Linked DNA regions of Homo sapiens: all the other regions are linked to region 3. The links are chromatin loops, found by intact Hi-C in ENCODE. Cell type or tissue: MCF 10A. All regions are shown on one strand.

What was found. Hi-C counts contacts between places; a loop is a spot of excess contacts. Peaks named below come from ENCODE experiments on the same cell type or tissue, not always from the same donor. Only the 100,000 strongest peaks of a DNase experiment are listed, where the experiment ranks them.
Region 1: a loop joins it to region 3, with 8 times the contacts of the local background. A loop is called at or near these places in 9 of 110 quality-filtered maps.
Region 2: it touches region 3 in a loop (12-fold over the local background); 70 of 110 quality-filtered maps call a loop at or near these places.

Annotation. Positions count from the first base shown.
Region 1 is chr2:37,284,291-37,292,290 of GRCh38, reverse strand. PRKD3 (protein kinase D3) reads left to right here. Exons shown (of 19, transcript NM_005813.6): 4 at 1,292-1,423; 5 at 2,778-2,935; 6 at 5,922-6,114. Among named protein-coding and RNA genes, the nearest start is that of PRKD3, 37 kb to the left of the region's middle. In MCF 10A, a CTCF peak has its summit at 4,131; no DNase peak of the experiment used is centred here.
Region 2 is chr2:37,392,775-37,400,774 of GRCh38, reverse strand. No RefSeq gene overlaps it. Among named protein-coding and RNA genes, the nearest start is that of QPCT, 52 kb to the right of the region's middle. In MCF 10A, a CTCF peak has its summit at 4,692 (motif pointing left); a DNase peak (open chromatin) is centred at 4,704.
Region 3 is chr2:37,828,126-37,836,125 of GRCh38, reverse strand. It overlaps PIRAT1 (PU.1 (SPI1) induced regulator of S100A8 and S100A9 alarmin transcription 1), which reads left to right. Exons shown (of 4, transcript NR_110012.1): 3 at 7,088-7,193. Among named protein-coding and RNA genes, the nearest start is that of PIRAT1, 44 kb to the left of the region's middle. RefSeq lists an enhancer at 2,580-2,639. In MCF 10A, a CTCF peak has its summit at 3,351 (motif pointing right); a DNase peak (open chromatin) is centred at 3,355.

The DNA.
Region 1 (8,000 bases), 540 kb after region 3:
TATTTGGTCTGAAAGAAATATACTCTTCTCTGAGTCAAAGAAATAAAACAGTTACACTGAAATTCTGTTTTTTCCCCTTCCCCCACCCCCATTTCTGTAAAGAGCATAAAAGAAGAAAATTGGGGTTTAGAAAAGAGAATCAGGAAAAAAAGAAGTAATGAAGATATGGAAGAGGAAATTACAATGCTGGTTATTTCTGTGGCTTTAAAATTAAAAATGCTCTTTCCCTTTTTGTCCCACTGGGCTTTTTTCTACCTTTCACTTTTTCCACCTCACGCATTCTTGCCATACGTTGTTTTTTAATTCCCACTATTTGCCATCTCATCCTGCAGCAATGTGGGCAAGATAATAAGGAGTGAAAAGGAAGAAAGAATGCCATAATAATGCACATAGTAGGTCTGCAGTACTTTTTGTTTGGCAAGTAGGAGAACTGATGGAAGAAAGGAAGCAAGCTGGCCAGCCATGGGTCAGAGCCCTGCTACCAAGTTCCCTTTTCTCAAATTCACCTTTGAGCCTTTTCTTGAGATCCTCTCTGTCCTTATTAGTCCCCACTCCTCTCATCTTATATTTCTGATTCTCTCATTCATCTCACTCCCTGCTACACTGATCATTCATCTTCTATACAACAACCCCAAACCATCTCTATATTTCCCAATCCTTGCCCTCCTCTTCATTCCTGAGGAGTTTCACTCCCTGTCTCACCTGGAAGTCCTGCTCACATCTCTTCCTTCTCTACTCTGGACTCCATCAGACTACTTGCAGGTTGAGGTGAGAGGAAGTTCCTTGGGTCTACTGTCCCGACGTTCACTAAGGGGAAAGGAGTTTCTTTCTCATATCCACTAGGACTGTGGAGAACAAACAGACAAGTATATCCTGGGATCCTAAATTAGGACTCAGTATCTTTTTCCACAGAAACGTTTCCATAAATTGAAGTTAAGTTCCATAGTAGTTTTTACTTTAGTGTTCTATTTCCCACTGTGTAAGTTAAGCAGTTTTTAATTGGTTAAAGTAACCTAATGTCTGTTTGTAATCTTGTCATTATGAGAAAATGCTGTTGGAGTTCCAAATAACTAACCTATGACCTACTTCTGGAGCTCAAATGATGAGAAGTAAATGGACTTGCTAAACTAGAGTTTGAAATCACAATATTAAATAATTTACTTTTATGGTCCAGTGCAACTTTCAGAGAAAAAATGATTCTGTGTACTTTGACATAAGTGAATGTGTGAGCATTCTTAATCTCATCGCAGTACAAATACAACGTGTATTGTAATACTTTTCTTTTTTAAAGCTTTAGCCACAGTAGAAGACTTCCAGATTCGTCCACATACTCTCTATGTACATTCTTACAAAGCTCCTACTTTCTGTGATTACTGTGGTGAGATGCTCTGGGGATTGGTACGTCAAGGACTGAAATGTGAAGGTGTGTGTTCTAAAATTTTTGTGGTCATTTGAAATAAGATTCCACATTTGCATTTTTTATTATCAGTGAAAAAGCAAGATGACGAGCTGTTGACTAGGGTGGTAACGAGGATTTAGAATTGGAGAGATCAGGACTCTCATTTTATCTCTGCCACCTACTTCATATTCTTGGGCAAATTACTAAACCTCTTAAGATTAATTTCTCGTAAAATACATTCTGCCCCACTGGTTTCATAAAGAGTAAACGGTTAAATCAGGTAATAGGGTTAAATATTTAGTACAAAATAATGGCTCCATAAATATTCATGTTGTTTTTTGTTTTTAAAAGTTTTCTTGGCCAGGCACGGTGGCTCACACCTGTAATCCTAGCACTTTGGGATGCCGAGGCTGGTGGATCACCTGAGGTCAGGAGTTTGAGACCAGCCTGGCCAACATGGCGAAACCCTGTCTCTACTAAAGATACAAAAACTTAGCCGGGCGTGGTGGCGGATGCCTGTAATCCCAGCTACTCGGGAGGCTGGGGCAGGAGAATCGCTTGAACCTGCCTGGGTGACGGAGGTTGCAGGGAGCCGAGATTGCACCATTGCACTCCAGCCTGGGTGAAAGAGCGAAACTCTGTCTCAAAAAAAAAAAGTTGTCTCTTACATACAACTAAATTGTCAAATTTGTTCTGAATTAGAATTGCTAGGAGTAGGACACAGGTGCACATTTCTGATGAAGAAACAGTCTTCTAAGGTGGAGGGTCAATCAACTTTTTCTGTAAAGGGACAGAGAGTAAATGTTTTAGACTTTGTTGGCCATATGGTCTCTGTCATGATTTAACTCTGCTATTACAGTATGAAACCAATCATAGACAATATGTAAACGAATAGATATGGTTGTGTTCCAATAAAACTTTATTTAGGGACATTGAAATTTGAGTTTCATAAAATTTTCATGTCACAGGAGGAATTTGGTACAGAGGCCATAGTTTGCTAACTAGTGCTTTAAGGCAGTGGTTCTCAAACTGTATTGTGCATCGTAAAACACACTTTGCTGGGCCTCATCCCCGTAGTTTCTAATTCAGTAGATCTGGGGTGGAGCCTTGTAATTTACATTTCTAACAAATTTCCAGGTGGTTGCCTTAGGGACCACACTTCAAGAACCACTGCCCTAGCTGACTTATCCTTTTTACACATTTCCTTTTCTTCTTGAATTCATTAGCTTCCACTTAGCCTGCTGTCTGGGTTCTTAATTAGGATAGGTATGGCTAACAGAAAATATGTTAAATAAAAGAAGCAGTGGTTTTTATGTATCACACTTAAATAGTAAATTTTTTTTTAAATCTTATATTTTACCTTGTAAAATATGTTTAGGCTGTGGATTAAATTACCATAAACGATGTGCCTTCAAGATTCCAAATAACTGTAGTGGAGTAAGAAAGAGACGTCTGTCAAATGTATCTTTACCAGGACCCGGCCTCTCAGTTCCAAGACCCCTACAGCCTGAATATGTAGCCCTTCCCAGTGAAGAGGTACGTATTCTAAGGTAATAGACATTTTAGTAGTAGTTATTCTCTGTGTTTCTACAGGGTGTATGACATCACTCTAGAACATAATTTATATGCTAAAGAATGGTAATGTTCCTACACTTAAGAAACATAAAATGTAGTAATGGAGACAGGACTTACCGGTAGTAATGAATTGCATTTTGTACACCTTGGGATGGTATTATGGCTTGTACCACTGCTTTAGCCTTCTAGTCAGTATCCTGGCTCCTGGTCTCCATACTTAAATCTTTTTTTTTTTTAATTTTTTTTTTAATTTTTGTTTTTTTGAGATGGAGTCTTGCTCTGTCGCCCAGGCTGGAGTGCAGTGGCACGGTCTCTGCTCACTGCAACCTCCGCCTCCTGGGTTCAAGCAATTCTCCTGCCTCAGCCTCCCAAGTAGCGGGGATTACAGATGCGTGCCACTACACCCAGCTGATTTTTGTATGTTTAGTAGAGATGAGGTTTCACCATGTTGGACAGGCTGGTCTTGAATTCCTGACCTCGTGATCTGCCCGCCTCGGCCTCCCAAAGTTCTGGGATCGCAGGCATGAGGCACTGCTATCTGCAGATCTGTATACAGATGAGACAGTTGAGACACAGAGCAGCTAAGTGACTTGTGTGAAGTCAGAGAGCAAATTAGTAAGAGATAGTGGAATTAAACCCAGATCTCATTATTAATAAATCAGTGATTTTTTTTCCTAATACAGTGTACCTCTCAAGGGCAAAGGCAGTAGATCCAGGAAAAAAGAAATAACTCCCTTGTACATTTCATAGTATTTGAAATGACTTCCATCTGTAGGTTGTAATCTTATTATTTAGTTTTTTCTGTAACTTCTCTGATCTTCTGTAAATTAATGGCAAAATCAAGGCCTTGTCTTGGTACTGTGATCATAATATTTTGCTAAGTTAAGACACCAGAGTAAAAGCTTTTGAAATCCTTTCACAAAAATTCCATCTTCTCTTACTGCTTAGCCCTAGTGTGAGATTTTTAAAGGATAAAAAGAGTGCTGCGGCATAAAGGACTGAAAATGAGGGGTTGGTATAAACCTACAGAAGAGCCTGGAAAAGATTAGTAGGAAAAAGTTAGTGCATCTTATACACTGAACTGCACAGAGAACTTACCTAGGAATGAGGACAGTAGAATAGAGGTATGTCAAGAGCCCCACAAATGATGCTGTTACGCCACCTATGCCCAGTTGAGTATTACTAGATTAGGAAATAGCAGAAGGACAGAGCAAGTGGATAAGGTGTTACATTTTTCATTAGTTTATATTTTATCTTGAACATGAAAGCTCCTTAGGGAAGTATAAGAAGTGCAGTTACATGTCTGAATTGGTTAGATTGTTCAGGGTATTTTTAAACAAGTAGAACTTGTAGCATGGAAGGGCTTTCAGGGTTTACTTTAGTCAGTTCAAGCATAGTCTCAAAAAGAAGAACTTTATTTTCCAACTGTTTGGGTTTTTCTACCAGGTGAACAAAAAGCAAAATTAAAGAAGGCATGAATTAAAAATTTTTGTAACCTGAGGGGTAAGTAGATTTTGGTAACTATGACCCTTTCTATATGAAGGGAATAATCAAACTAAATTATAGATCACCCAGTTCAATGTGGCTCATTTCATTCATTCAACACACATTCACCGATTATTGTATGCCAGGCCCTGTTATATACTAGGGACACAAAATTGAATAAAACATAATCCAAATACTCAAGCACAAAATCCTAATACCCAACTACCATCTAGCTATATGAACAGATTTTGCTGTACCTGCTTGCATCCTCACTGCCAGAACTGATGTCCTGAGATCTTTCAGCTGCCTTCTATAACTAGTCATGTTTGTAATTCAGAGAAGTTGGGTAATTCTACATTAATATGTTCAACCAAGGGAAGGAAAAGAAGTCAGAAAAAAACAAGAGACAGAGAAGTGCAAGGGAGAAGTAAGGGGAGGAGAAAAAAGAAAAAAAAGGGAAGAAAAGGAAAAGAAAAGGACAAAACAACTGGTTGGAGAAGAGCACTATAAAATGCCTCAGATTGATAGTGTAGGCAGGTATTTTTCTTTTTCTTTTTCTTTTTCTTTTTTTTTTTTTTTTTTTTTTTTTTTTTTTTTTTTTGAGATGGAGTTTCGCTCTTGTTGCCCAGGCTGGAGTCCAATGGCATGATCTCGGCTTACCGGAACCTCCACCTCCTGGGTTCAAGCGATTCTTCTGCGTCAGCCTCCCGAGTAGCTGGGATTACAGGCATGCACCCCCACGCCTGGCTAATTTTGTATTTTTAGTAGAGACGGGGTTTCTCCATGTTGGTCAGGCTGGTCTTGAACTCCTGACCTCAGGTGATCCGCCCACCTCGGCCTCCCAAAGTGTTAGGATTACAGGCGTGAGCCACCACGCCTGGCCAGAAGACCAGGCAGAAAACCAACTAGCTAGGTTCTGGAATAGTCTCCAAAATGGGTAAACAAAGTTTACTTCTTCTTAAAGCTGAATTACTGAAACTTGTTTTAATTAGTTTTGTATCTGCCATTGTTTATCATTATTAATTAGACTTAAAATGTATGTATATATTTTAGTATTAAGATAAATTTGAAAATCTAAAATGTGTTTCAAAATATATTCAGATGTCACATTCAGTAATGCAAAATGAGCAGCAATAATACTTTCTTCATTTATTTGTTTTAAAGTTTGTGTATTTGATTTGTAAAGTGCTGAAATGTGCCTGGCAAATAATCATCAGTGAATATATACCTGAGAATTAACATATCTTAGATGTTTTTAAGCATAAATATTAGCAAAAAGAATCTGCATTTTTCTCATTCAAAGATTGGTAAATTAAACATTGCAAAGGAAACTGCTGAGAACAACATTTTTAGAGTTTTTTGGCTTTAGTGTTTGAAATAAATGATTCTTGTGGTTAAGCTCTGCTCCCACTACTCTGTTTTTAATATTGACTTACACTTATGAAAATTACTTATGTTATAGTCACATGTCCACCAGGAACCAAGTAAGAGAATTCCTTCTTGGAGTGGTCGCCCAATCTGGATGGAAAAGATGGTAATGTGCAGAGTGAAAGTTCCACACACATTTGCTGTTCACTCTTACACCCGTCCCACGATATGTCAGTACTGCAAGCGGTTACTGAAAGGCCTCTTTCGCCAAGGAATGCAGTGTAAAGGTAGGATTAGGTGTTTTCCCTAATTAAAATTTATGTCTGTTTTTGTTATTATATATAGGCTTAAAATATTTATATTTCAGAAGCATTAGCCAAAGAAATTATTCTCATAATTGTTATATAAAGGAAAGAGAAATATAAACAAAATATAAATGTGTGTGTAAACTACTATTACTACTATCTGCAGTGTGTGTTAGGTGCCAGGCACTATAGTAGAACAGTAAACCTTTACATGCTCAGTCTTCAAAGCAATTGTATGTGAATTATGCTTTTGTTAATATACTAGTAGTAATAGGAGTTACTATTACTATTAACTACTAATAGTAATAGGAGTACTAGTAATAGGAGTTAGTAGTAATAGGAGTCATATTTCATTTTATAGACATAGATTAGGTAACTTGCTTAAGATCATGTAGCTAGTAAACAGAAAAACTAGAATGTGGATCTCTGAGGATGGCTTCTTCACCTGTATGCTTATCACTTCCCAATACAGAATAGCTAGTAGGCAGCAAAGCTGATACTTGAGGTTTTATGTCTTTTTGATTCCAGAGCCAGACACTAAACAAAATAAAAATAACGCTTTCCTCTTTTCATTAAACATTTATTACACACACATATAAGCATACTGCAAGAGTTTTGGGTTTTTTTTGTTTTTAAGTATGTAGTTTGGAGAATTATACAAAAACTGTCATTCCCGAGAATAATCACCCTGAAATAGGTAGGACGTAATAAAAGCTACTAAAATTATGATAGGGACCCACCCGTATTTGGATACTAACCCAGCACACTTCTATAGTATTCTCAAAACATCTCTTAATGAAACAAGTTTTTAACAGCATACTGGAATAATTATTTGCTTATAGTTATATAATGCTTTTATGCTTTTTAAAGATGATTTTATCTTTTTGTCTCATACCTTCTCAGCAATGCTGTACAGTAGAAACTTTTCACAGTAGAGTGAAAACTAAAATAGAATGTAAATGTCTTAGATTATTAGTCATTGAGCCAGGATAGGATATAAGTAGTCTAACTATAATCTTATATACTTTTTTCATGTAATTAGCAGTTCTTGGTATTGTACTTTTTATATAGTAGAAGTATTTGTGGAATTGAATTATCAAGTGATCTAAATAAAACATTAGGGTTGAGGGTTTTGTAACAAGAAATTCTTGCTTACAAGACAGAGTAAGATAATTGTATATAAGCTTAAGCATATAAGAAAATAAAGCTTTTCTGAGGGGGGAGGGATAGCATTAGGAGATATACCTAATGTTAAATGACGAGTTAATGGGTGCAGCACACCAGCATGGCACATGTATACATATGTAACTAACCTGCACGTTGTGCACATGTACCCTAAAACTTAAAGTGTAATTAAAAAATAATAATAATAATAAAATAAAGCTTTTCTTGACAGTGTATGATAGCACACAAGAACATTAAATGGGGAATAGATTATACATTTGTTGTCAGGTATTTGATAACTATTAGGCATTATAACATGATGAAATTTTATTTCAACAGCTTGCTTTGAATATGAGTTACTACATAAATTAATACTTTAAAATATCAACCTAAAAATGTATTGGCAAGCAGCCACTGAGAAATGTTTTGGGAAAGAACATTAGTAACAGATGTACACATTCTAGCCAACAAATAATCTTAATGAAGGTAGTTAATATTGCTGCTCTGCTAAGCAGAACAGAAACATTCTTAAACCATATGCAGAAAAGTACAGTATTTTGTAGAGGAACTAAAATAAATACAAATGAATTTTTACATAAACCTGTTAATTCTGCTACTGGATTATTCAACTTTTTAGGGTTCTGGAAGAAGAATCTTTTATGCTTATATTGGTTCAGAAAATGGTAGGTTTTATTTCAGTATAG
Region 2 (8,000 bases), 440 kb after region 3:
TTCATAGTCATTTCATAAGCCTTGGTAATGATTTTTTATTACTTCACAGAAATTTAGAAAGTGAATTATCTAATGACTGAATAAGCATCGTTTTTCAAGATATGTGGCTTCCAAGTTTTTGCTTTCAACAAAATTAAAAATATTAATTAAAAAGGATATAAGATACAAAATAATTTCAATAAATGAATAAAAGCATTTAATAAAATACTATATCCTTTCATTATTTAAATATATACTCAATAAGCTAGGAATAGATAGGAACTTTCTCAACCTGATAAACGGTATCTGGGGAAAATCTATAGCTAATATGATACTTAAAAGCAAAAGACTGAATATTTACCCCCGATATTGAGAAAAAGACAATGAATGGTGTCTGCTCTCAAGACTTTTATTCAGCATTGTACTGGAAGTTCTAGTCCAGCCAATTAGACAAGAAAAAGAATACAAAACATCCATATTGGAAAGGAATAAGTAAAACTATCTGTATCTCATTTGTAGAAAATCCTAAGGAATTCACTTAAAAAACTATTCAAACTAGTAAACGAATTCGGCAATGCTGCAGGATACAAGATCAATTTACAAAAGTCAATTGCATACATAAACAACGAACAATCTAAAAATAAAATTTTAAAAACAATTTTATGTGAAATAGCATCAAAAAAATAAAATGCTTAGGAATAAATTTAACAACATTGAAAACTACCACACATTGCTGAAAGAAATTAAGAAGGCTTAACAAATAGAAAGATATCCCACATTCATGGATTGGAAGATTTAATATTGTAAAGATGGACACAGTCCATAAATTGATGTACAGACTCAACATACCCCCAATCAATATCTCACCAGGCCTTTTTACAGAAATTGACAAGCTAATCCTAAACTTTATATGGAAATCTAAGGGATCCAAAACAGCCAAAGAAATCTTGAAAAAACAAAAAACTTAGATAACTTATACTTCCTAATTTGAAATTTTATTAGAAAGCTATAATAACGAAGAGAGTGTAGTCTAGCATAGGGAGACATATAGGCAATGGATCAGAATTAAAAGTCCGAAAACAAATCCTTACATCATGGTCAGTTTATTTTCAACAAGGGTTCCCAAACAATTCAACAGAGAAAAAACAGTCTTTTCAACAAATGGTACTGGACCAACTGATATCCTCATGTAAAAGAATGAATCTGGACCCTCTAACTTCATACCACATATACAAATTAATTCCAAATGGATTAAAGACCACTTAATCCAGTTATGTTTTAGTAAGAGCTAAAAACCATAAAACTCTAAGAAGAAAATATGGAAATAACCCTCATGACCTTGGGTTGGCAATAGATTCTTAGATATGACACTAAAATTCACAAGCAACAAAAGAAAAAATAGATAAATTGAACTTCATCAAAATTAAGAACTTTTCTGCTTCAAAAAATACCATCAAGAAGGTGAAAAGACAACTCATGAAATGGGGGAAAATGCTTGCAAGTCATGTATCAGTTATAGGTCTTGTACTCAGAATATGTAAGGATCTCTTGTTAACTCAATAATAAGAAGCCACATAATGCAATGAAAAAGTAGGCCAAAAAGCTGAATGGACATTTTTTCAAAGAAGTTATATATAAATGGTCAATAAGTATATGAAGATGCTCAACATCATTAATCATTAGTAAAATGCCAATCAAATCCACAATGAGATTCTATTTCTCGCCTATCAGGAGGCTATCATCAAAAAGACAGACAGTAACAAGTGTTTGTAAGAATATGGAGAAATTGGAATTCTGATACCTTTCTGATAGGAATGTAAAATAGTACAGCTACTTTGGAAAATAGTTTGGTCATTTCTCAAAAATTATATAGAGTTATTATATTACCCAGCAATGCTATTCCTACATATATACCTAAGAGAACTGAAACAATAAAATCACATAAAAACTTGTACTTGAGGCCGGGCGCGGTGACTCACACCTGTAATCCCAGCACTTTGGGAGGCCGAGGTGGGCGGATCATGAGGTCAAGAGATCGAGACCATCCTGGCCAACATGGTGAAACCCCGTCTCTACTAAAAACACAAAAATTAGCTGGGCGTGTTGGTGCGCACCTGTAGTCCCAGCTAGTCAGAAGGCTGAGGCAGGAGAATTGCTTGAACCTGGGAGGCGGAGGTTGCAGTGAGCCAAGATCGCGCCACTGCACTCCAGCCTGGTGACAGAGCGAGACTTCATCTCAAAAAACAAAAACAAAAACAAAAAAACAAACAAAAAAGAGCTTGTACTTGAATGTTCATAATAGCATTATTTGTAATAGGCAAAAAGTAGAAACAATCCGAATGGCCACCGACGGGTAAAAGAATAAACAACATGTAGTGCGGATACCTCCCAATGTATCCACACAATGGAATATTATTTAGCAAAAAAGATAAAAACTACTGATGCATGCTACAACATGGATGAACCTCAAAAATATTATGCTAAGGAAAGAAGCCAGACATTAAAGATTACATATTTTATGATACCTTTTTTTTTTTTTTTTTTTTTTTTTTTTTTTTTTTTTTTTTTTTTTGAGACGGAGTCTCGCTCCGTCCCCAGGCTGGAGTGCAGTGGCACGATCTCCGCTCACTGCAAGCTCCGCCTCCCGAGTTCATGCCATTCTCCTGCCTCAGCCTCCCGAGTAGCTGGGACCACAGGTGCCCGCCACCACGCCCGGCTAATTTTTTGTATTTTTAGTAGAGACAGGATTTCACCTTGTTAGCCAAGATGATCTCGATCTCCTGACCTCGTGATCCGCCCGCCTCAGCCTCCCAAAGTGCTGGGATTACAGGCGTGACCCACCGCGCCTGGCTTTATGATCCCATTTATAGGAACTGTCCAGAAATGGAACATCTACAGAAACAGAAAGCAGATCAGTGGCTGCCTGAGGCTAAGAGTAAATAATAATTGACCGCAAACAGGCAAGAGGAAGCCTCTGGTGTGAAGGAAATATTCCAAAACCGGATTGTGATGATGTTGCACAAGTCAATAAATATACTAGAAATTATCAAACCGTACACTTACAATGGGTGATTTTTATGGTATGCATGTATAATAGACCTCACTAAAGCTGTTTTTAGGTAACTAGAAAAATGACAGTTACCTAGGTTTAAAATAGCATTTTTTCTATTACTTAATTTTTTTAAATAACTATTGTTTTTGTCATTTCCTGAACACTTATCATGAGAGAGGAGCTGGATATTACATTTTCAATGTTAGTATCTTATTTATATTCACCTCAACCCTATGAAGTGGTTCTATTTATTCCCATTTTTCAGAGGAAGTTACTGAGACTTAGAGCTTTGGCAACCTGGCCAGGATCAGAGAGAGATGGTAAGTAGCAGAGCTAGAGTTCAAACTCAGGCCTGTCTGACTTTAAAGCACAGGCCTATTCCCTAAGCCACACTGCTGCTCTGCTAAGGAGTGAAAAGGGTTTCAAAGAATCTTTTTTTAGCCAAAGAAAGAGTGGTTACTGAGGCCACAAAACCCTTTATTTCAAAGCATATCGCATGCTCTCTCAAAGCCAGTTCTAGATAATTTATTTCAAGACCTTTGCTGCTGACCTAAAATGGAAACTGGACAAGTGACTTAAAGACTCAGACCACCCAAGGTCTACCCAGCCTCTCCCAGCCTCTCATGATTTCTGGTTGGTTCAGCTGGTTGCAGAACAAATGAAATGAGTACCTCTGTTTAGTGCACATACAAATCTCCCAAGATGACCATTTAAATGGAAATTCTAGGGTCTCATGCTGAGATATTCTGGTCCAACAGGCCTGGGGTGGGGCCTCAGAATTGGTTTTTTTTTTTTTTTTTTTTAATTGAGAGAGGATCTCACTCTGTCACCCAGGCTGGAGTGCAGTGGTGCAATCACAGCTCACTGCAACCTCTGTTTCCCGGGCTCAAGCGATCCTTTCACCTCAGCCTCCCAAGTAGCTGGGACCACAGGCATGCGCCATCATGCCCAGCTAACTTTTTGCATTTTTGGTAGAGATGGGGTTTACCATGTTGTCCAGGCTGGTCTGGAACTCCTGAGCTCAGCAATCCTCCCGCCTTGGCCTTCCAAAGTTCTGGGATTACAGGTGTTAGCTACCGTGCCCTGCCAGAATCAGCATTTTTAACAAACATAGGAAAATTGTTAAAATCACAGGCTTCACTGATCAATGTACCCAGGTCTGAATACTGCCTTAAGCCATTGGCACCTTAGCATTGAGCATCTCTGAGCCTTAATCCCCTTATCTAGAAAAGAGTGTTGATAATAACTGTCTTTTAAAATTGCTGTGAATTTTTTATTACCAGATGCTTTGAGAAAGCCCTCAGTACGCAGTAGCTTTTTTTACACGTGTGTGTGTGTGTGTGTGTGTGTGTGTGTGTGTGTGTGTGTGTGTGTTTCCTAGAGAACCTGAGAGAATGGAGTTTTGCCAGCAGTCCAGATTGACTGCTTTTTCTCAGAATCAGCTCAGCAGCAAACACTGCTGGGCTGGAAGAAATCAACCCAACACAAAAAGCAAAATCACCAGGCCCACAGCCCTCAGGCACTGCCAATTTGTATCCCTTGTAAGAGACTTTTAATATTTGAAGCTGAATCTTATTGACTCACAAATTTATTCTGTTCTTGGCCTTCAAAAAGGATCCTGAAAAAAAAAAAATTAAGAGAAATCATGAGGCGAAGGTGACACCTACTGGCAGCGCGAGGGCCCTGCAGAGACCTTCCTGTTGCTCAGCTGCCTTGGCAGGGATTAATCCTCGAAGTACTCATCCTGCTGCCCTCGCAGGCAAAATACTATCAGTAAGGAAACAAGCAGACACGTAGCAAAACTTTACAGGCAGAAAGTTTACATCAAGTATTATTTATCAAAGTGAAATATTGGAAAGAATCTTTAGTGTTCGACAGTAGGAAACGGGTTAAATAAATTTTGGTACATCCATACAATGGAAGTACACAAGCAACAATTAAAAGCTTGTTTTTAAATCATTGTAATAACATGAAGAAATACTCGTATTAAAATAAGGGCTAAAAGCAGGTTATAGAACAACACAAATAGGATAATAATTAAGTAAAATTGTTGTATGTATATGCTCGTAGAAAGAAATCTAGAATGAAATGTAGAAAGTGATCATCTGTAAGATTAGTGTTTTCTTCTTTACACATGACAGTATTTTTCAATGCTTCTGCAATGGAAATGTATAGGGAATATAAAGCAAAAGAATAAAAAATAAATTCTTAATAAAGAAAAAGAATTTCAATGACATTTTAAGACAGAACCAGAGCCCCAAAACAGACACTGATAGAATAGTGGTGAATATCAGAGGCGAACAGTAAAGACTCAGATCTCAGGGACTATGATCAGAGAGGCCGATGAGAAACAGAGTCTGATCTATGCAATGACGTTAGCAGAATCAGATACGGCCACTTTGCAGGACAGTGGAACAAAAGAACAAAAATACAAGCCTGCGTCATTATCTAAGAGGCAGAAAGTTTTTTATTTTTCCTGGCCTAATCATCAGACTCTTACAACACCCTCTCTTTTTATCTCTAGAGAATTTTCATACATAAATGACTGATTAAAAGGTCTTCCCTGCTGGCTAAGTGCATACAACCGTCTCTGTCTCTTCAATGAATGTCTGATTGATGTACCTCTTATTTCTCCCACGGTATCGGGAGAGGCCCTGGCTCTATCACACACCAACTCTGAAACCAAAGGGAAGTCACTTGACTTCTCTCAGCTTCAATTTTCTCATTGATAAAAATAAAGATGACAATAGCCACCCAACTGACCTCCCACAGTTGCAATCTTTACATGAAATAATATGCTTTGAAAGCAACCCCGTGGGAATCACATGCAGGGTCATAGTAGCCAGTATCCTTCACTGAGTGATTAGGTGCCAGCCACTTCACAAGGTGTTTTCTTACATATTATTTCATTTAATCATCATAAAAAGCCTATGAATGAATATAATCTCCATTTTACACGTGGGAAACTTGAACTTATAACCTGATCAAAATTGAACAGGTTTTACATCGCAGAGCCAGGATTTGAATTCGGTTCTATCTCCAAAGTAAGGATCTTAAATAATAGGCTGTACTGCTCCACAGACTCTTAGAGCACAAAGGGACCCAACAAATCATTAGGCTGAGTCCCTGTAGTTAGCAGATGGGGACACTAAGTCTCAGAAGGGGAACATGACTTGCTGTTACAACTAACAAGAAACCACAAGTGTCTCTTCACAAGATACTAAGATCCATGGCATTGTCTTCCAGCCAATGTGGTTCCTGGTCACTCAAACCTCAGGGAGTGGGCTGGGGTTTCTGTTCTCATTTAGCACCACTTCTGCATTGCTGGTAACCAGAAACTTTTGAATCCACCCTGTTATTCAATGGCCAAATTACATATTCTGAACTGCACTGGGTGAACCTTTGAATTTCTGTGGAAAGTGAACTTCCACACAATCAAGTTTTCGCCATCACCAAAGCCAATGGGAGGGAGCAGAGGGGTGGGAGGCAGAGAGCCCACAAGTTGGAGGAGTCCAAGGTCACCAGCCAAGCTAAGCCCTAGATATACGTTGCCCCCCACATTTTATCATCTTAACTTGAACTCTTAAGAGTGAAAGGGGATGCTACTGATCATGACAGTCACCATCTCCATAAGGTGCTATTGTCAGAAGCACCATCTTGAAGGAGAAGCTAGCAAGAAACAGAGGTACCAGAACCTAAGTCAAAGGTTATGAGACCAGAGGCAGAACGATGAAGCTGGGTTTGAGGATCCCTCAGGTTGTGGTCCTGAAACAGTCAAATGATTTGCTTTTTATCAGTACCAAGGTGTCACTTCTCTGGTGCTGTGCCTTAGCACAGGTAGTGATAGCAGTGACTGTAGTATATGCCAGTATCACAAACAATTTAAAAGTCAGCATACCCACTGAGTATGCATGGACATAAGATTCACTACAAAAAAAAGTTCTCTGTTTAGCTCACTCCAGCTCTCTTCTCACTCCAGCTGCAATTCTATGAACAAAGCATTTCCCCCTAAAACCTTTCACTTTTCCTATCATTTTTTATGTCCACATAAAAGAAGAAAAACAGAATCAAGTATCCATTCCCCTTTGCATCATGAAATATGATGTAGCCTCCCAATAACCAAGGCAAGGTAAAAGAGAATAATCTAGAGGTCATGCCTGTTCACTGGGTCTAACTAATAGGATGCCTGATTTTTCTTTTAATCAGATTGGCTTATTCTCAATGACCATGAAACAGACCCCAGAGGACATGTGGATTGACAATTTTCTGGCCTACAGTGTTATCTCCAGTTACAACCTAAAATCTCTCTGGTCCTCAACCATAACAAGCTACAACTTAAACTCTGGTGCTCTGTGGACACTTGCCCACCTTTCATTTGCCCTCTCTTTTGAGACTATCCCTGATTCCATTGCTATTTATCCACTCATTTAACAAACTCACCATTGCCAGCCTCTGTTCAAATAAGCAAAACAAAAATCCCTGCCTTTGTGGCACTTATATTTCAATGGGAAAGTCAAATAATATAAAACAAACATTTTTGGGGAAACAGGGTCTCACTCTGACGCCCAGGCTGGAGTGCAGTGGCGTGATCATAGCTTGCTGTAGCCTCGAACTCCTGGGCTCAAGCAATCCTCTCAGCTCAGCCTCCTGAGTAGCTGGGACTACAGGTACACACCACCACACCTGGCTTTATTTTATTTTATTTTATTTTATTTATTTATTTTTTTTAGTAGAGACGAGATCTCACTATGTCGCCCAGGCCGATCTTGAACTCCTGGGCTCAAGTGATCCTCCTACCTCAGCCTCCCAAAGTGCTGAGATGACAGGTATAAGCCAACAAGCCCAGACAAAAAGCAAACATATTAAATAGGTAAATTTTACCATATGTTAGAGGGTGATACAGAAATAAGTAGAACAGAGTAAAAAATCTCAAGATTAAAACTTTAAACTGAGGGGAGGGATCAAGCAA
Region 3 (8,000 bases):
GATAGCGCCACTGCAGTCCAGCCTGGGTGACAGAGCGAGACTCCGTCTCAAAAAAAAAAAAAAAAAAAAATTGCACCACAGATAGGAGACGATGCAAGTGAGTACTCTTAAATGTAATTGAAAATATCAAATTGGATAGAATCCTCCAATATGAAAAGCTTCTCACTTTTGGTATACTAAATACTGCTAACACAGAGTAGGAAGAAAGCTTGTACATACTTACTGGCCACAAGTTGATTTTATTTACAGCACTGAAAGTAAAGAAAAATGGAAATAGTCCATTATGTTTTAGTTAAATTCTTATGTTGAACATAGTTAAGATTTTTTTTCTGGGACTTCACAGTGTGAGGGGAGTGATAACATCCTAACAGTATTCCTTTTTCTAGATCAGTGACATTTGCATCACTTGTGGTGGTCTCCATCCTTCTCCTTCCTAGTGCTCTAGGGTTTGGGTCACCATCTTAGCCAACTGCCAATAGATTTTCACTGCTATCTCTTTCCCACTTTATTCTAGGTTTCTCTGAATTATTTTGTCATTCTTCTTCATTTAATTACCACAAGTGCCCACTATGAAAGATATTATTAACTTCATTTTGCAGATAAAGAAACAATGGTTCCACAGAGTTAAGAGAAGATATTTCTAAATATTTATTGCACATAAAAATGAAGAGAAGCGGCCGGGCGCGGTGGCTCATACCTGTAATCCTAACACTTTGGGAGGCCGAGGTGGGCAGATTGCCTGAGCTCAGGAGTTCGAGACCAGCCTGGGCAACACAGTGAAACCCCATCTCTACTAAAAATACAAAAATTAGCCGGGCGTGGTGGTGCATGCCTATAATCCTAGCTACTCAGGAGGCTGAGGCAGAAGAATCCCTTGAACCTGGGAGGTGGAGGTTGCAGTGAGCCAAAATTGCGCTACTGCACTCCAGTCTGGGTGACAGACCCCATCTCAAAAAAAGGGCATGGCGGTGTGCGCCTGTAGTCCTGGTTACTAGGGAGGCTGAGTCAGGAGAATTGCTTGAACCTGGGAAGCGGAGGTTGCAGTGAGCCGAGATCGTGGTGACAGAGCGAGACTCTGTCTCTTAAAAAAAAAAAAAGATGAGAAGTTTGGTTTTAGCAATAATCCTTATGAAAAGTGTTATTCTTAAAGGAGGTCTGTCCAGCACAGCTACAATGTACTGGTCAAGGTGGATGTCAGAGTGCCCCCCACCCTGGCCTCTCCAATCACATGGAACTCTGAGAATCAAGCTGAGAGGTGGAGAAAGGAAACAGTCAACATAATCTCCAAATTATGTTGCTAGTACTTGGTGGTGGGGCCTTTGGGGGAGGTGATTAGGGTTAGATGAGGTCACGTGAGTGGGGGCCCATGATGGGATTAGTGGCTTTATAAGACGAGGAAGACAGACTTGGGCTGGCACGCTCCCTCTCTCTCGCCATAAGATGCCTTCTCTCAGATTATGACACCACAAGAAGGCCTTTGCCAGGTGCTGGCACCTTGATATTGGACTTCCCAGCCTCTGAAACTGTGAGAAATAAATTTTCTTTATAAATTACCCAGACTGTGGTATTCTGTTATAGCAACACAAAACAAAGACAGATAGTGCCCTTTTTTCTGCCATCAAAACAGAAGATGAGGGTAGGAGTTATCAAGAGACTCTCTCCAAATCTGAAGGAAATCACAAACCTGCAGTGCTGTTTCGAAAGTGTCCGTCAAGACCCTGGGTTTACTCTAGCTCTGAATTCCATTTCCACTGTGTGTGTCTGGGGCTTCACAGGGATAGAGAGGGTGATGGTGATGATGGTGTGGTCGCTTTCTCTTTAATCCACAGCTGTTGAAGTTTTGACCACATTAGGGCCAAATGTGGAAATTAACCTAATTTTTTTTTTTTTTTTTGAGACAGAGTCTTGCTTTGTCACCCAGGCTGGAGTGCACTGGCACGATCTTGGCTCACTGCAATCTCCGCCTCCCGGGTTCAAGCAATTCTGGTGCCTCAGCCTCCCGAGTAGCTGGGATTACAGGCACGCGCCACCATGCCCAGCTAATTTTCGTATTTTTAGTAGAGATGGGGTTTCGCCATGTTGACCAGGCTGGTCTCAAACTCCTGACCTCAGATGATCCGCCTGCCTCGGCCTCCCAAAGTGCTGGGATTACAGGCGTGAGCCACTGTGCCTGGTGACCTTCTTTTTAAATATACTTCACCTAGAAATCCATTTTGTGAGACGAAACATGAAAGTGATCATACTCCCTGCCAGTCTGAGGTGACCAGGGTGTGACTTGACTTATGGTTTCTAAACTTTTTATTCCCAAAGGAAATATTACAGGGAGGGCCAATACATACAACAGGGAAAGGCTGACGGCTCTAGGGGAAACTGAAAGCTGACAGGAGCCCCGCCCTCCACTCTTGCTCTTCCTGCCCCTCCCACACATCCTGGGAGCATCCGTTCAGAACCCCACGGGCTCCACAGAGTGTAGTTGGAAATCACCGCATACATAGAAAATATGAGCAAGAAAACCACACATGAAGAATTATTACTAAGGGCTGCCATAAGCATCATGCTTGTCTTTTGGGGAATTATGATTCATTGACCAAATAAGAACTTACCGCCATTTCTTCTAGCGTGTTTTATCCCAGCAACACTGTGTGCACAGAATAGCTTGACTCCATTTCCACAGTGGCCATTTTAAATTTTAATAAATGCTGTCCCTTTGCTTTGGTTCTCCCTAAATATTCGAATTAGATTCATTTTTATGGTCCCAGAAACGTGCTAGATTTAACAGGAGTCATTAAAATGTCTAAAAACATATATTTCAGGGAACTCCCAACATAGACAGTATGAAGAAACACACACACACACACACACACATATATAGTTCACTTATATAAAGTGAAATGGGTAACAATTCATGACAAGTGAAGTGATATTATAGGACAATGTATGATTAAAAACCAAGCCTGTTGCTCAGAAAATAATTGCTCTAGGAATTCAGTACTAAGATTGTCTTGTATCACAGTGGCATCCTAATTATGGTATACAGAAAAATGAAGGAGGTTGAATTCTGCTCTCCTGGGCCCTGGTCATGTCTCACCTGGAATGTTGACTTAGCTCTGAGCACCTCACTTTAAGAAAAACGTGGTCAAAGCACAATGGGCTCTGATGTGAGATCATGTCCTATGAAGAAGTGTTGGTAGAGTTGTAGCTGCTTTGTTTGGGGAAGGTAGTACACTGGTGCGATCCTTACTTCACCAGGGATTTTCATGGAAAAGAGTATGTCCAGCCTCTCTACAACCCTTCCCTTCTTCCCTTCTATCCTCCCTATTTACCTCTCCAGTGGGGTGGACACCAGGGGGTGCCATTGACACAGATTACAGTGTGAACTGTGTCCCTTTGAGCTGTGCAAAACAGTGGCCCAGTCAATGCCTTTACAAAAAGGGATTTGAGTTTTTCCATGCGGTTTCAAAAAGTAGGTACAAATTAAAAGGCCAGAAAACAAGGGTAGTGAGATTTTGGCTTAAGATAAGGACATTCTAACAGTGGGAGAAGATAGAATGAATGGCTCTAGATGTACGTGTTTGGAAAGGAGTCTTATTTAGAAGGAAGTCTGTGCCTCTAAAATTGATAGTAATGATAGTAACCAGTGAATTGCATCTTTGTGACACGAGTGGCCTTGTAGTATTTTATGTTTTTCACAAGTGGTCTCCTTCTTCATAACTACACCAATACTTCTAGGTAGGAATTATAATTATCTTTATTTTATAGATGAAGAAACTGAAGTTTGGACAAATTGCATTACTTTCCTAAGGTCACAAAGAGAACAAATTTGTAATTTCAGAATTAGTTTCTCTAATTTCAGAATGCAAACTCTTAACCATTATGCCACATTGCCTTTCAACAATGAGTTACAAAATCCCATCTTTCTTAGCATGTTCAAATGCTCAATTATTGTGAAACTTGATCTACAAATAAAATTAGAGCTTGACCTTGTACCTCAAGGGGTAAAATCATTTCTGTGGAACAAGGGTAGGTGAGATGGATTTGTCTTGCTCTCACTACTCACTGATACCGATGTCTGGGACTCAGGGGTGAACCTGCACACCTGGGCTCCAGATGGGGAAAGCTGTTCTACACATAGCATATGCCTCCAGATCCAATTCTATCATCTCATGCACCCAATGCATGAACGATGTGCAAAGGCTCATGCTGGATATTTTGATTTTGTCATTTCCCAAATTCCCTCTCCAAAAATCACCTTAAGGAGGCAACATGTGGTCTTACATGATACTTCAGAGCTGCTGGTGGGAGCAGAAAGGAGCAGAGCCCATTGGAGAACACGCGGTGCTCACTGTCATGTTGGAAACACTGAGATAAAAAGGAGAGGCAAAGCCTTTAACTGTGTGTGCATCCGACAGCTGCAGCTTTCTTATTGCTTGTGCTATGTCTGTGAAGTGAAGACCATGGTGAGACCCTCACTGAGGCTCTGTTAGTGTTAAAACAGATGTTCCTTCAACACTCACATCTTAGGTGGCCACTTTCACGGGGTGGAAAAGGATAATCTAAACCTTCCTGTTCTTGCCAAAATAACCATGTGTAGGTCTTTGTTCTGCACATCTCTGGAACACACAAATAGATTTCCAAGCAGTAGGAACCTCCTGTCCTGTTCAGTTGTTGGACAAACTCTTGTTCTGCCCATTCCACCCTAGTTTCCTGAAATCCTGGCTGTAGGGCTCCCATGACTGGAGCCTGTGAGAGCCTCCTTTGTCAGGAGAGTTTTCACAGCTAAAGCCATCAAGGCTGGCAGTGAAGGACACTGGGCTTCAAGCCCACTACAGTGATGACAGGTATTGCCTTGGCTGCCCAAGCTGAGTGGTCGCCCCTCTGCAGGTCTGTCTGACTCCATCCCAGGGAAGAAGGCGGTGGAAGGTACCCATGGGCTGCAGTTGGCTCTGCCTGGCCGTGGGGGAGGATGGCAGAGGACTGACCTCTTGCTGCCTCAAAAGGGTGGAAGTTGTTTTGCCCTTTAAACTGATAAAGAAACAAGCTGGAACAGTAAAACTAATCCTCCGAAGCAATCCAAGCATGGAAACCAGAAATGTCTACTCAAATCTTTTCTCCATTTTCTTTCTTCATAAATTCGGAACATTTGTGGCAGAAAGAGAAATCAGAAAAAAAATGGATTTAGAAAAGAGAGAGAAGTAGTTTAGAGGGTTGTATAGGGAGGCAACATGATAAAGTTGGAAGAAAAATGGACTTGGAGAGAGAACAGTCAAATCTGGGCCTGCCTCTGAGTGCCTGTGTGGCCCTCGGCAAGTTTCCCTTCAACTTGAAGACCTGGGTCTCTATGATCCCTTTCAGTTGCAAGATTAAGACCTAAGAGTTCTTGCTTATATAAACAGAATTCTTCCAAGGCCATAATTATTTCCATAATCAAGAACTATTTATTAACTAAGCACCAGTGTGTGATTTTCTCAAGATAAGAGCAAGAAGAAATGGTCCTTACAGGCTAGATAGCTGTGACATGGACCAACAACTAAGCATATCTAAAAATTCGACTAATTCATAATATGAATTCAAAATATGAATTGAATAAGCAAAAATATATATACCATGGGAGTTGAATGTTTTGACGGGGAAAATCCAGACGCTGACTTTAGGATGGTACTTTCTGTTTTGATTGATCCTGAGCCACACTGGACTCTCTGGCATGGGCATAACCCGAGCATCTGCATGGCAGAGTTCTGGCTCATTGCCATTTGCAACAGACACGAAGGGTGGCATCAAACAAAAGGAAACTTCTCCGTTGACCATCATAAATGATGAAGACCAAGGCTTCAACTCACTTACTGGAGTGGATTTCCTTTTACGGATGGCCTTGGTCACCCTGGGGAGACTAAGAATGTTTAAGTAACTTAACAAACACTCAGTAAGGAATGGGATCAGGATTCTTCTCCAGGGCTAACAGTTTTAACTGCCATTCTACATTTCCTGCCTGAGACAGCTGCCAACCTGGGCTTCTGTGACTGCCACTCCATGCTTCTCAAGCCAGGGTGCACGTTAGACTCATCTGGAGAGCTTGGTAAAGCCATCCATGTCCAGGCTCACCCACAGAGTCCTCAGTTTTCTCAGTTTGAGGAGGGGCCTGGGTACCAATACTTTTTAAAAGCTCCCTCTGGGTGATTCTAAGTACAATCAGGGTGTCAATCACTGATGTCCATAATGAAAAGTGTCAGACTCCAAAGCAAACTCAGGAGGACTGCCTTCATGGTATGGATCCCTGGCAGATTTGAACCTTAGAGGATTAGGCTAGCAGCTTGTGGAAGCGGATGCAAATCTTCCAATCCTCTAAGGGCAGATGAGCCTCTGGACTCATGAGAACGCTGGTCTTGGTAAAAATCCCCTGCATACCACAGGCCTCCCTTGGAGAAATCACCTAAAGAAACACCAGGAAGAATTCATTCTGGCCTCAAATAGTTACATGGATGTTTGTTACAAGAAGACACATTTAACCATTGAAGTTCCTACTCATTGAGTGAACCGTGTCTCCCTCCTCTCTGGTTTCCAGAAACAAGGATTTTTTTCTAAACTCCTCTTACTTCTTGCCTCATGGCTAATGCCCACGGAGGTGGGGTGAGTGACCTGCTGGTAACCAAGGGAAATGAATCTGCACAGGAAGCCCAGGCCCTCCCTCCCTCCCTTCTCATTAGAAGCCAGCTTCCCCTGGAAAACAACCACATTCTGCTCTACTTTCTCATGTCTATGTGGCCCTCCCTGAGTGGGAAGGCTTAAGTTTTGTAAGATTCATCATAAGTGTGGTGATATTTCCTAATTCCAGGGAATGGAGCTAGTCATGCCACACATCTTTGCTGTTTTCACGAACTGAGGTAATTTTTATTTTTATTTTTATTTTTTTGAGGAACAGTCTTACTCTGTCACCCAGGCTGCAGTGTAGTGGTGTGATCACAGCTCACTGCAGCCTTGACCTCCTGGGCTTAGGTGATCCTCCCACCCTAGCCTCCCATGTAGCTGGGACTAGAGGTATGTGCCACCTCACCTCCTTTTTTTCTTTTCTTTTTCTTTTTTGGAGAGACAGATTCTTCTTATGTTGCTATTTTAAACTCCTGAACTCAAGTGATCCTCCTGCCTTGGCCTCCCAAAGTGCTGGGATTACAGGTGTGAGACACTGCACCCTGCCCAAGGTAATATTTTGACCTTCCTTTACCTTATTCTTTGTCCATCTCTTAATTAGTTTATAACTTAGACGGGAAAAAAGAGGTGTCTAAATAAATAAATAAATAAATTTATTTAAATAAATATTAAATAAATCCCATCAGTTCCCCATAGAATGCCATTTTCCCCTAGCTGTCTATTCATGTAACAAAACGAACAAGAAAACACTACAAATTCTCTCCCTATTTATACTGTCCCACCATTATGTTATAACTCTCATTATAATGTTTTAGTTTTTCCTTGAAATAATAATCATCAACCCATTTGTAAACCATATGTTTCTACCCACAAGTGACAACCAGAATTTCAGGATTAATTGCAAGAGCCATAAAGAGCTTTTTGGTCATTTCCCTAAGAGCCTCCATGAATAGTAACAAGGGCGAATAGTAACCCCCGGCTTCAGCTGTCCCCACTGCTGTGGCAGGTTATGATACTTTCTTTCCTAAAGTAAAGGCCAAGACAGATGGCTTTTCAGGACTTCCAGAGTCTGTATGACATAAGAAGCTTATTCCAGTAAAGGGAACAAGACCCTTGTCATCTGACACCAATGAGATGCTCTTCCCTTGGCTGGCAGGGATCTGGAGGAGGAGGAGCAGATAACCTTCAGCCTAAATAAGCAATACCATCATTATTCTGGAATCTCTCTGAAGTATGGTTGGTTACAGTGTGGAATTCCACAGGGCACGTGCCTGTCTTGGACTCTATCCAAGGGAGTAAGTTATCACAAGGACCTCATTATAACAGGGGCTCCAGGGACAGTGTCAGTCAGCAGGCTT